Regions from separate parts of the Homo sapiens genome. Here regions 1, 2 and 3 are each linked to region 4. Evidence: chromatin contacts called from ENCODE Hi-C or POLR2A ChIA-PET data. All regions are on one chromosome and are shown on one strand. The core of a region is the stretch at or near the end of the contact, and the rest is flanking DNA. Distances in the headings are between cores, read along the strand shown. Region 1 overlaps ZNF438 (zinc finger protein 438). Region 2 overlaps LOC105376481 (a long non-coding RNA gene). Region 3 has its middle 25 kb from the start of SVIL. Region 4 holds the start of MAP3K8 (mitogen-activated protein kinase kinase kinase 8).

The links. A loop is a pair of places that touch in the nucleus more often than their neighbours do. ChIA-PET counts read pairs that join two places held with the same protein, here RNA polymerase II (POLR2A). Pooled maps may share reads with other maps.
Region 1: a pooled map shows a loop between it and region 4 (3-fold over the local background). The contact joins the enhancer-like site here to the promoter of MAP3K8 in region 4. A Hi-C loop is called at or near these places in 4 of 50 pooled maps. POLR2A ChIA-PET finds 5 or more read pairs at or near these places in 2 of 52 experiments (activated CD4-positive, alpha-beta T cell and endothelial cell of umbilical vein).
Region 2: a map of naive thymus-derived CD4-positive, alpha-beta T cell shows a loop between it and region 4 (4-fold over the local background). The contact joins the enhancer-like site here to the promoter of MAP3K8 in region 4. A Hi-C loop is called at or near these places in 1 of 168 maps with a recorded cell type or tissue (naive thymus-derived CD4-positive, alpha-beta T cell) and 5 of 50 pooled maps.
Region 3: a loop to region 4 is called in a pooled map, with 7 times the contacts of the local background. The contact joins the enhancer-like site here to the promoter of MAP3K8 in region 4. A Hi-C loop is called at or near these places in 9 of 50 pooled maps. POLR2A ChIA-PET finds 5 or more read pairs at or near these places in 2 of 52 experiments (PC-9 and activated T-cell).

What each region holds. Positions count from the first base shown.
Region 1 is chr10:30,979,643-30,982,490 of GRCh38, reverse strand. All of the region lies in intron 2 of ZNF438 (zinc finger protein 438), which reads left to right. Among named protein-coding and RNA genes, the nearest start is that of ZNF438, 51 kb to the left of the region's middle. Within about 2 kb of position 1,375, at least 13 of the 41 ENCODE cell types and tissues checked have a DNase peak (open chromatin) inside an H3K27ac peak, as active enhancers do.
Region 2 is chr10:31,128,104-31,130,803 of GRCh38, reverse strand. The region is part of intron 2 of LOC105376481 (a long non-coding RNA gene); the gene reads right to left. It overlaps LOC105376482 (a long non-coding RNA gene), which reads left to right. Exons shown (of 4, transcript XR_001747412.2): 3 at 286-395; 4 at 633-821. Among named protein-coding and RNA genes, the nearest start is that of LINC02664, 58 kb to the left of the region's middle. Within about 2 kb of position 1,368, at least 7 of the 41 ENCODE cell types and tissues checked have a DNase peak (open chromatin) inside an H3K27ac peak, as active enhancers do.
Region 3 is chr10:29,658,258-29,660,971 of GRCh38, reverse strand. It overlaps a transcript of SVIL not described here. Among named protein-coding and RNA genes, the nearest start is that of SVIL, 25 kb to the right of the region's middle. RefSeq lists an enhancer at 1,237-2,436. Within about 2 kb of position 1,256, at least 25 of the 41 ENCODE cell types and tissues checked have a DNase peak (open chromatin) inside an H3K27ac peak, as active enhancers do; they include PC-9, where a contact is called at or near this core.
Region 4 is chr10:30,432,808-30,435,507 of GRCh38, reverse strand. It overlaps MAP3K8 (mitogen-activated protein kinase kinase kinase 8), which reads right to left and starts at 1,324. Exons shown (of 9, transcript NM_005204.4): 1 at 1,130-1,324. RefSeq lists enhancers at 1-360, 485-534, 825-924, 1,645-1,784, 2,456-2,700 and a silencer at 1,365-1,604.

The DNA of each region.
Region 1 (2,848 bases), core at 126-2,625, 550 kb before region 4:
AGAATTATAGTTAAAGAATTATAATCTATTTTTTAGTTGTTTAACATGATTGTGCTAACCTTGGTTGGGAAGTTGAGAAAAAGACAGGATGGCCGGGCGCGGTGGCTGATGCCTATAATCTCAGCACTTTGTGAGACTGAGGCAGGTGGATCACGAGGTCAGGAGATCGAGACCATCCCGGCTAACATGGAGAAACCCCGTCTCTACTAAAAATACAAAAAATTAGCCAGGCGTGGTGGCAGGTGCCTGTAGTCCCAGCTACTCAGGAGGCTGAGGCAGGAGAATGGTGTGAACCCGGGAGGCGGAGTTCGCAGTGAGCCGAGATCGCGCCACTGTACTCCAGCCTGGGTGACAGCGCGAGACTCCATCTCAAAAATAAAAAAAAAAAAAAGAAAGAGAAAAAGGATGGTTTTCTCAGGCCAAGTTTAAATTACATTGATCATGTAATAGTTCACACAAAACAAGCAAACAAGAAAAACTTATTATTCTGTGCTAGAAGAGCATTAAAAGTATTGTTTTTAGGGACATGCTTACCATTCAGCTGATTGTAATTTGTGGTCATCAAAGTGTAAATAAGAATAGCTAGTATATATTGAACTTTTTTTTTTTTTTTGAGATGGAGTCTCGCTCTGTCACCCATGCTGGCGTGCAATGGCACAATCTCGGCTTGCTGCAACCTCCACCTCCCGGGTTCAAGTAATTCTCCTTCCTCAGCCTCCTGAGCAGCTGGGATTACAGGTGCACGCCACCAGCCCAGCTAATTTTTTTTGTATTTTTAGTAGAGACATGGTTTCACCATGTTGGTCAGGCTGGTCTCGAACTCCTGATCTCATGATCCCCCTGCCTCGGCCTCCCAAAGTGCTGGGATTACAGGTGTGAGCCATCACGCCCGGCCTGAACATTTTCTATGTACCAGGCACTTTACTTACATTATCTCATATAATCTTCATAATTACCTATGAGATAGGCTGGAATTCCCTTTACAGATGAGGCTGAGAGAGAAGAGCTGTCTCCAGTCTAATTCTGAGATGGGGAGGCGGACAGAACAAGTGCCTATTATGTACAGTACCTACTGTTTGTTCATGATATAAGCAGCTCCCAGGAAATGCTGTCATGTTTCCATAAACACGTAGTAAACTTCGGATTATTTCAGCTTTTCTAGGTAAGAATATCTGATCACACTGGGTGACCTAGAGTGGATTCTCCTGGGGTGAGCAGCCTGGAGTAAGGACTTGTGTTTCTTGTCTAGCTTTACTCTGGCTCATTCTGCAGTCCCCTAACATGTCAGTTGTTCTCTGTCACCTGATTAATTGCTGAACACTCATTCATTGTGTGCTTCGTTGATCATATGCCAAGAACTTTTGGCAGCTCTGGGGAACATGCTCTCCACGTGCCTCCTGGTAACTGTTGGACAACTAGAAGTTCCTAGCTGTTGTGAAAACTTTGATCCAGAAACTGCAACACATGCCAGAGACCAGGGATGGGGTAGTTGAACAGCTGACAGGTGAAATGTAGCTATTCAGATTGTTAGTTGGTCAGGAGTCAGAAATAGAGTAGGCATGTGACTCTAAAAAGTGGTTTTTGAAGAGGATTATGATGGTTGGCTATGGACTTCATAGTTTGTAGACATAAAATAATTCTAACTTCTTTTTGAGGAAGAGTCATAAAAGTACAAAATCTCCTTTGCTATCTTCTCTTCTTTATGGTCTCTAAAAGTTGACATTTCTCAGGGCTCAGTCCTTAGCCTTCTGTATTTATTTTCCACACGATCTCATATGATCCCATGTTTTAAATGCCATCTGTTCTCCCAAATTTACAATTTCTTTACTTTGGTCTCTCCCATGAGTTCTAGACTTATTTTTATGTCTTTTCAACATCTCCATTTTGGAGTCTAATAAACATTTCAAACTTAGTATGTCTAAAATGTAAATCTTGAACTTTTCTCCCTGGGTAAGTGATATACCCAGTTGTTCCAGGCCAAAAACTCAAAGTCATGTGTGACTTTTTATTCCATATCCCACATCCAGTCCATTAGTAAGGCTTATATGCCTGCCTTTCAAAATGTATCCCAAATTACTCCTACCCCACTCCTCACCCTTACTGCCCTATTGTAAGTCACTGTCATAAGTCACCTAGGTGATAATATCGTCTTCTAACCGGCCTTCCTTATCTCCTCATTGTATCTCTCCAGTCAGTCCTCCATATAGGAGTAAAAGGTGTTTTTTTTTTTTTTTTTAATGTTAAACAGTTTCTGTCATTCCTCTGTTCAGAACCCTTCAGTGGCTACCCAGCACACACAGGATGAAACGTTGTCTCACATGTTCTAACAGGCCTGCTGACTTTATCTCCTGTCACTCACTGTCTTGCTCACTCTCCTCTAGCCACACATGCCTTCTTGCTATTCCTTAGATACTCCCAAGTCCATTTGTAATCAGCTAGCTTCTCCTGGTTCCGTGATCCCACACCCCTCACTCCAACCAGTTTAGCCTAGTACCAGTGGAGGTAGATTTAGAGAGAAGAAAAGTGCATATCCAAGACTCTCTAGCACATGTATCAGTAGAGTCACAATAAAAATATTACAGCTTTAGCATTCCTAGTTTTGGTAATTTGGATTGCTTTCAAGAATAAGAAGGACTGGATTTAGATCTACAGAAAGTCATAGCTAGAATCAATGGGGAAAAGTTACAGAGAGAGATTTCTCCTCAGTTTAAAGAGTGCTACAAAGAGACTTAGACTCCCACACAATAATAGTGGGAGACTTTAACACCCCACCGTCAATATTAGATCAATGAGACAGAAAATTAACAAGGATATCCAGGACTTGAACTCAGCTCTGGACCAAGAAGTC
Region 2 (2,700 bases), core at 119-2,618, 700 kb before region 4:
GATGCTCTGAAAATGAGTGGAGATATGGTTTCTTACCTATGTGTATAAAATGAACAGTTTTATTCTTTCAACTCTTTATTATCTCTATAGGACATTAAGTTGGGCCGCATGTGCTAGACTAGATGTCTGGAGTAAATCTGTTTTCAGATATAATCTCTGGAGCATTCATGAAAGCTTCATATTTTGACACAGGAAGCAAAGAACATACTTGCAAATGCTGGCTCTGTTCATGGATGGAATGGTGCTTGAAACAAGTATCCTGCTGACATTACTTAACTCTTACAGGGGTCATTACTTAGGGATCAGCAATTTGCTAAAGATGAACAGATTCTAAGAAGATGGTTTTCCAGCAGCAACCAATTTTAAATCTGGACTGTGCACCAGGCACCTCTTGGGTATGACCTCAGTGCCTTTGGGTGTCCCTTGTCCCTCATTCCAGCTACTGATGCAGGTTCTGAGCAGCTTCCTGCTGGGGCCTTGCCTCATGCCTTTGCCTCACACCTCTGCTGGAGCTTCCAGAGTCTGCCCTGGAGCTTCTCTAAGCCGTCGGGGGCCCATGCATTTTGCCCAACCCAGGAGTGATCAATGGAGTCTAAGTGCTAATGGATAAATGTTTTCCTTTCTTCCCCCAGATGGACAGCCCTGAAACATCTTTCATGCAACTCCTCAGGCAGCCCAGAAACAGCCAGGAACCATTCGCCAGGAGCTGTGGCCAACTTAATAACTCATCCTTGTATTGGTTTCCATCCTCTGTCCTTCATCCGTCTTGTCTTTTACTCCTACTTGCTGGATCACACATCCCAATAAATTTTTGCACTCAAGCGTTTGTCTCAGGATCTGCTGTCCGGAGGACCAAGACTAAGTTCAAGTCATATTTTTTTTTTTTTGAGATGGAATCTCACTCTGTTGCCCAGGCTGGAGTGCAGCGGCATGATTTTGATTCACTGCAACGTCCACCTCCCGGGTTCAAGTGATTGTCCTGCCTCAGCCTCATGAGTAGCTGGGATTACAGGTGCACGCCACCACACCTGGCTAATTTTTGTATTTTTAGTAGAGACAGGGTTTCACCATGTTGGTCAGGCTGGTCTCAAACTCCTGGCCTCGTGATCCGCCCGCCTCGGCCTCCCAAAGTGCTGGGATTACAGGCATGAGCCACTGCGCCCAGCTGCCTTTTTTTTTTTTTTTTTTAACTAAATTGAGTTACACTGCCTAGGCTATCTTCACACACCCCCACCATCTCAGGCAGTTTTCCAAATGCAGAAAGCTCAGTCCTCTTTTCACTGAGTGCATCTGCATCCTGGTGTGTGCATGAAATGGGTGATGGGGTAACCTGTCTCCTTGCGTTGCATGTGGTGGGTCTCAGGGAGAGTGCTGAGTCATGATGTCTTGGCAACAGTCACAGCAGGACCCAGAATGGAGTTTACAGTGCAGATCCAGCAACTGGTTGGGAATTCTGGCCCTGTGCTTTTGTCTGCTAACTTTAACTTGGCCCTGTGTTATTTTTCCAAGCCATATTTTTAACTTACTCCTAAGTTTTTTTATTTGTTCATTTCATCCTGCTGTATTTGTGGATTTGATATAAATAAGCAAAGATTGGTGTGAGTAGACCTTTTTTAAAAAAATCATGTCTAAAAGTCCCAAAGTCACATTGAATACTCTTACTATATGATGTAGCTTTTTAAAAATGATGAGAAAATTGTGGTTTTGAAAAGTAAGTGTAAAAACTTTACTGTCTTCATTTGGAGATGATTTATTGAATTTGTTTAATCACTAACAAGCCTGGAACAAAATTATGCCATCCACAGCGAGAATTATACAACTTTGAACAACAGTTCTGGCATGCTATGGGGACCTCATAGAGACACAGTATCTGACCATGGGACACAAAGTGACCATGTGGCCAAAGCAGCCCATCAGGAGCTGGGTTCTGTCGAAACCACTATGTCATGTCATTGGATAGGCCCTGGAACAATCCATTGTAAGACTGGACTGGTACATCTGGGATTAGGCCTAAGCAGGACCAGAGGGCACAGTCAAGCTGCACAATAGCCATCCACTATTACTGTACCAGCACTTCCCTCTCAGCTCACACCCACAGCCATATGTAAGACCCTTATGATTAGCTGACTAAGAGGAAGGAGCTCAAGCTTGCTTCATGGATGGGCCAGCTCTGTACATCCGTGCAAGCTGAAAATGAATGGGAACTGTGCTACAGTCCCATTCAAGGGTGGTCTTAAAAGACAGTGTGGATGGTGGTGTCCCTGGTCATACACTTTGTTTTGAAAGAGAAGTGGCCTGGGGTCGTGATATATGCAGACTTATGGGCAGTACCAAATGGCTTGACCAAATGGGCAGGGGCCTAGTAGGAGACAGATTGGCAGATTGGCCACAAGGAGGTCTGGAGTAGAGACACGTGCATGGACTACAGGAGTGTTGAAGGTCTTTGTATCACATGTTAACACCCACAAGAGAGGCACTAAACATACAGGTAGACAAAATGACTAACCAGTTGACAGCAGTCCCTGTCATCATCCACTCCAGGGCCGGCGCTGAATAGAATAGCCATGGTGGCAGGTATGGAAGCTATGCATGGGCCCACCAGTATTGGCTCCCGCTTACCAAAGCTTTTCTAGCCACTGCTACTGCCAAATGTCTAACATTCTAGCAGCAGAGAGTGATACTGGGGTCCCAGTAGAGCCT
Region 3 (2,714 bases), core at 7-2,506, 770 kb after region 4:
TGGTCTTGATCTCTTGACCTCATGATCCTCCCATCTCAGCCTCGCAGAGTGCTGGGATTACAGGCGTGAGGCACCACACCCGGCCCAGGCACAGGCTTTTTAAACTCCTTCTTTGTCCCTGAGCTCATGATTTCACTGCAGATTTTCTTCTATCTGGACTCACAGTTGTAGAGCCCCAAGGCGATTGCTGTGCACACTATGAGTTTGAGAGCCCATGCTCCAGAGGTCAGGAGGGGAATGAGCCAGGGGAAGACGTGAGCGTCTGGGCAGAGATTAGCACTCTCTTTAAGAAGAGGGAGGGATGAGAATGTTTCTATTCTGCCCTTTCTTCTTGGCTTCTTGTGATTCTCTTGGCCCGTTCCCCCCACCAGAATTTTGCTCTGTGGCCTAGGCTGGAGTGCAGTGGTGAGACCATGGCTCACTGCAGCCTCCACCTCCCAGGCTCAAGCGATCCTCCCACCTCAGCCTCCCTAGTAGCTGGGAGGTGTGCAACACCATGCCTGGCTAATTTTTTATATTTTTTGTAAACACAGGGTCTTGCTATGTTGCCCAGGCTGGTCTCAAATTCCTGGGCTCAATTGATCCTCTCACTTTGGCCTCCTAAAGTGCTGGAACAATAGGTATGAGCCACCCCACCCTGCCTTTTTAATTTTTTTTTTGAGTCAAGCAAGGTGTTGCTTTGTTGCCCGAGCTGGAGCGCAGTGGTACAATCGTAGCTCACTGTAACCTGCAACTCCTGGGCCCAAACAATCTTTCTTCCTCAGCCTGTTGGGTAGCTGGGACCATAGGCAGGCCCAGCTAATTTTTAATTTTTTTGTAGAGACAAGGTCTCACTGTATTGCCCAGCTTAGTCTTGAACTCCTGGCCTCAAGCCATCCTCCTGCCTCAGCCTCCCAAAGTGCTGGGATTACAGACATGAGCCACTGTGCCCAGCCCCTGTTTTCTTTTTGAGTAGTTTTCTTTTTCTTTCTTTTGTGGCTGGTTCAATAAGAGGGTCTCCTTTTCCTAAGCAGGCAAAGGATTTTTTAAACCAGTTTGGAGCCCTAAGGAGGAGTCCCAGGGGAAAAAGAGAGGCTTACATTGATCTAGCCCAGTTCTCAAGGCATCAAAGCTTTTTAGTAATAAAGAGATTTGTGGAGGAAAGGGAAAATGATTTTTTTTATTGTTGGAACAAAAAACGGTCTGCTTAAACCCAATAATTTGTCTGTGTTTACCGCAACCATCTCTGTGGCTTACAAGAATGAGTTCATGACTGTCTGAATTCCACCAGGCAGTGGTGACAATAATTTATTTTTTAACCTTGTGGGAACTTCACATGGGCTGACTCCCCTTTGACCCCGCACCCATCACAAGATGATTTTTTCCTAGAAGTTGCCTCTGGGGCTGGGCTTCTGGAGATGAACCCCATTCTCTCTATGCTGGATAAACCAGGCTTCTGACATCCTTCCTGTGGAATATTTATAAAAATGAGCGCCAAGGAATTCAGCTGTGGTTTCTTGCAATGCCTGGTGTGGTGCCAGCTGTTGCCCAGTTCAGAGCCCTCTGTGCTTGAGTGAATTCTTTTCTGACTTTTTCCGGCGGTAAGAATACAAGGAAGTGCTGAGTAGACAACAGAGAGGAGATGAGAAGATGGAACTCAATAGCCTAAGACAAAAGACTTCCCAAAGCCACGCTTGTTAACCACTAACCAGCTGATAAACGAGGGGCTTTCCTCTGTAGTCTGGGATTGCAGGGCTGGAGCCTTCTGTGTTGGGGACCTCTCCCAGGCTGAGTCATTAAGAACCACACAGAGTGTCAACCCTCGAGTCTAAAGAATGACTCTGTAACCTTGTGAGTCATCTTTCATACAAATTGCACCTCGTCAGGCAAACCACAAGGGGAAATGCATGTTTGCCTTAATTCTACTCTGGTACATTCTAGCATAGGTGGGGTTTCCCCTCACTCTTTGAGGAAAATAAATGCAGAGATTGTCTCTGCCTGGAATGCTTGACATAGACCAAGTCATAGCCAAATCACTCACCCTGATGCCTTCGGTGAGTTATTCCAGTCTCCTAACTCTCCACCCAGCATGTCTTTTTCTGTGGAATTGGGTCTTTGTTAGTTCCATCCAACTTCGTGATGAATTTCAACCCATTTCTTATTTTCTCAGTTGTCCCTTTGTGGCAAGGCTGCTGTTCCCAAGCCTCCATATTTGTTCTTTTGTTTTTAATTTTTTTAAAGACAGGGTCTTCCTTGTTGCCCAGGCTGAAGTACAGTGATCCAAACATGGCTCACTGCAGCCTTAACCTCCTGGACTCAAGTGATCCTCCTGCCTTGGCCTCCCATGTAGCTGGGAGCACAGGAGCACACCTCCACGCTCAGCTAATTTGTTCAATTTTTTGTATAGACAGGGTTTCACTTTGTTGCAGACTGGTCTTGAACTCCTGGCCTCAAGCAGTCCTCCCACTTCAACCTTCCAAAGTGCCAGGATTACAGGTGGGAGCCACCATGCCTGGCCATCCCTATATTTGGATCTGATTTTAAATTTGAATTTAGAAAGTACTCATATTTACCAAAAATGATTCTTGCTTATAGACCAAATAATACAATTTTAGTCCTCCCAGAAAAATAAGAGCTTTGGAGAACCATTGCATAGAAATGACTTTATTCACTGAGTTTACGATGAATGGGAAAAATGCATTCTTTTATTGAGCACTTTTTATAAGAGGTTTAAA
Region 4 (2,700 bases), core at 75-2,574:
CTCAGGGCACATTTCTGACTATGTTTTTGCTCTCAAAAAGCCCCGGATTATGCGTTTCAGGCGTATGGAAGGAAGGACCGACACTCTGCTTCAAAACCTCTACATGCCTCAACGTTCCCATTTGCTTTACACGACAAAGTCCTCATGGGCCGTATGCCAGACGTCCTGCACACAAACCTCAATCCGTCGCAGAGAGCTGGGGGCGTCAGCTGGAAGTGGATTACACTCTCCTTGGCACAAACGACTCAGGCCACAGGTATGTAAAGCAACTGCAAGAGCCTTTCTGTCCCTGTTTTTTATCAAGAGCAGCCTTTAATCTTGTCTTCCCAAAAGTGAAATAGACAAGCATCGCAACGTTTCTCTCTTACAGGCAGCCGGTGGCCTTCCCCTGTTAACTATGGAGACAATCCCTAGGCGTCCTTCTCCGCCCAGAGCTAGAAAAATTTCAGAGTCCTGATCATGCACTATCGCTCGAAAACAACTTCCGTGAAAATAACTTTTTTTTTCTCCTAGTATTCTTTCTTAGACCAAAAGCCCAGCCTTCGTGTTCTGCTATGACCTCTTTAGTCATGGGATAGAGTCCGGGTTACAAACTTGAATTTAGTTCCAGCCATTCACAAGTCTCTGGGCTCCGCCAACCCACACTCCCACTCCTTTCCTCCTGGTTCTCTAAGTCAAGGGAGCCTAAAAGGCTTATAAATTATCAAAGCACCCAGCATTTGGGAGGATCGGGTCCTCCAGCCTCCGAGCTGCACTCACCGGGTCTCGGGCAGGGAGAGTGCGGCCGTCCAGGCGGCGTCGGCAGCGGGAGGCGCAGTGACAGCGGGTCCCCGCTTCCCCGCGCACTGCCCAGACCAGCACTGCCCTGGCGCTGCGGATACGGGAAGGAGGAGGAAGGGGGAGGAGTCGCGAGTCTGCACCCCGTGAGACCCTTGCGCAAGGTGCTTTCCAGCTGTGCCTGGTGCAGCCGGCGACCCGCGAGCGCAGCTGTGGGCACGCCCCCACCTCTTCCCACGCCAGAGTTTTCCCCTCTGCTGGGGGCACCCTCCATTTCTGCATGGGAATCCCCGGGGCACCCAGGCGGGACGCGACCCGAAAGACACGCCGGAGACCCCCAACCCTGGATTACCTGCGGCCTTGGCGCTCCCACGCCGGCCGAGCGCTCCAGCCGCGGCCCCCCGAAGGTTCGGTGCGATGCTGGCTGCAGGCCTGTGGGAGCCGAGCACGCCGGGCCACTGGGATCCGGCGGCGGCAGCGGCAGAAGCAGGAACCAGGGCGCCGGACCCCAGAGCGTGGCGCGCAGTCCAGAGCGGAGCGGACGAGTGAGACCCGCGTCGCCCGCACGCTCAGACCGCCCTGCTCTGCCCCTGACTCACGGCGTCTGAGCCTGCCCAGGGGCGGCGCAGCGGACGCCAGCCACCGCCTCCCCGACTTTTCCATTTCCCCTTTCTCTCCGTAAACAGAAAGAGACTGCCCGGTTGCAGGGTAAGCCAGAGCCCCCGCGCTGGGAAATTCCGCGTCTCCCCCCCACCCGCCACCCCGCCGCCCCTCATTTGCCCTCTGGGCGCCCGGGCGGAGCTGGAGGCGGGACTAGGGAGGAGCAGAGCGGCGCGCAGGGAGGAGCGCGGGACGTGAGCTGCGGCCCGAATCGAGAGCCTGGGACGGGGACGAGTTTTCCCCCGGGCCTGGTGACCCAAGGCGTCTTAGTGGCGGAGTTGCAAGAGGTGGTTGTGCCCTTCCCGGTCCCCAGGGAAGGTCGTATATCTTAGTGTACTCGCGCCCTCGGCGCTTCTCTGGAGTCCCAGGGTCCGGCGGGAGGGCACGCTCCCGGGGGGCGGCGGGGAGGGCAGTCACCAGACCTTTTTCCGCGCGCCCCACGCTCTGGGGTGGGGACAGAGGCGCCGTGTGCCCTCCCAGCAGTGCTGCGGGAAGCCGGGGAAGCTTCGGGGCTTCTTGGAACCGCGACTGTGGGTCCGATTGCTAGTAGCACGGCCCCGCCTCGCCCAGATTTCGCTTCAAATTCACACACAAAGAGGGCAGTGACCCGTGGTGCGCACGCACACATTCCAACTTAGAGATTTCCAAGAGGCTGCGGCAGGGTGGGCCCGGAACCTGGTTGTTGGGCGCTCGGCTGGGAGCCTGTGCACTCCGCCAGCAGAACCTGGTTTTCTTCTCTGCAGTCTTTATTAAAATTGGTTATTTTGCGGCACCGCCTCATTAGGAAGCGTACTTGTACTATCTCCCCGCTCCCGCCTACCGCTAACCCTCAGTCCTAGCTGCTCATCTGGGGTTTTCCTTCTAGAGTGTCAAGCTTTTACTCCAGGTGTAACCGGAAGAGAGTTCTAGAGAAAAGCGCCACTCTCCCGAAATCCACTCTGCGGGACATTCCCAATGCCCCGCCACCCCCTCCCCCTACATTTCCCACGTATCAAGCACCCACTAGGAACCAGGCATTCGGCTAGAGCGCGGAGAGCTAGGAGCCATGTAAGGTCGACATCCTCTCTCTCTCTCTCTCTCTCTCTCTCTCTCCCCCCCCACCTACGGCCCAGGAGGTGGGGTGTCCCAGGCACAACCCAGATTCAAACGCGGTCACACTCCAAGTCCACGCCCTATTCTTCCCAGTGCCCAGGTCCGTGCTCCCTCTGCAGTTTCTAGATTGCCTCCGCGCGGTTGCGCACGCCTGTAATCCCAGCGCTTTGG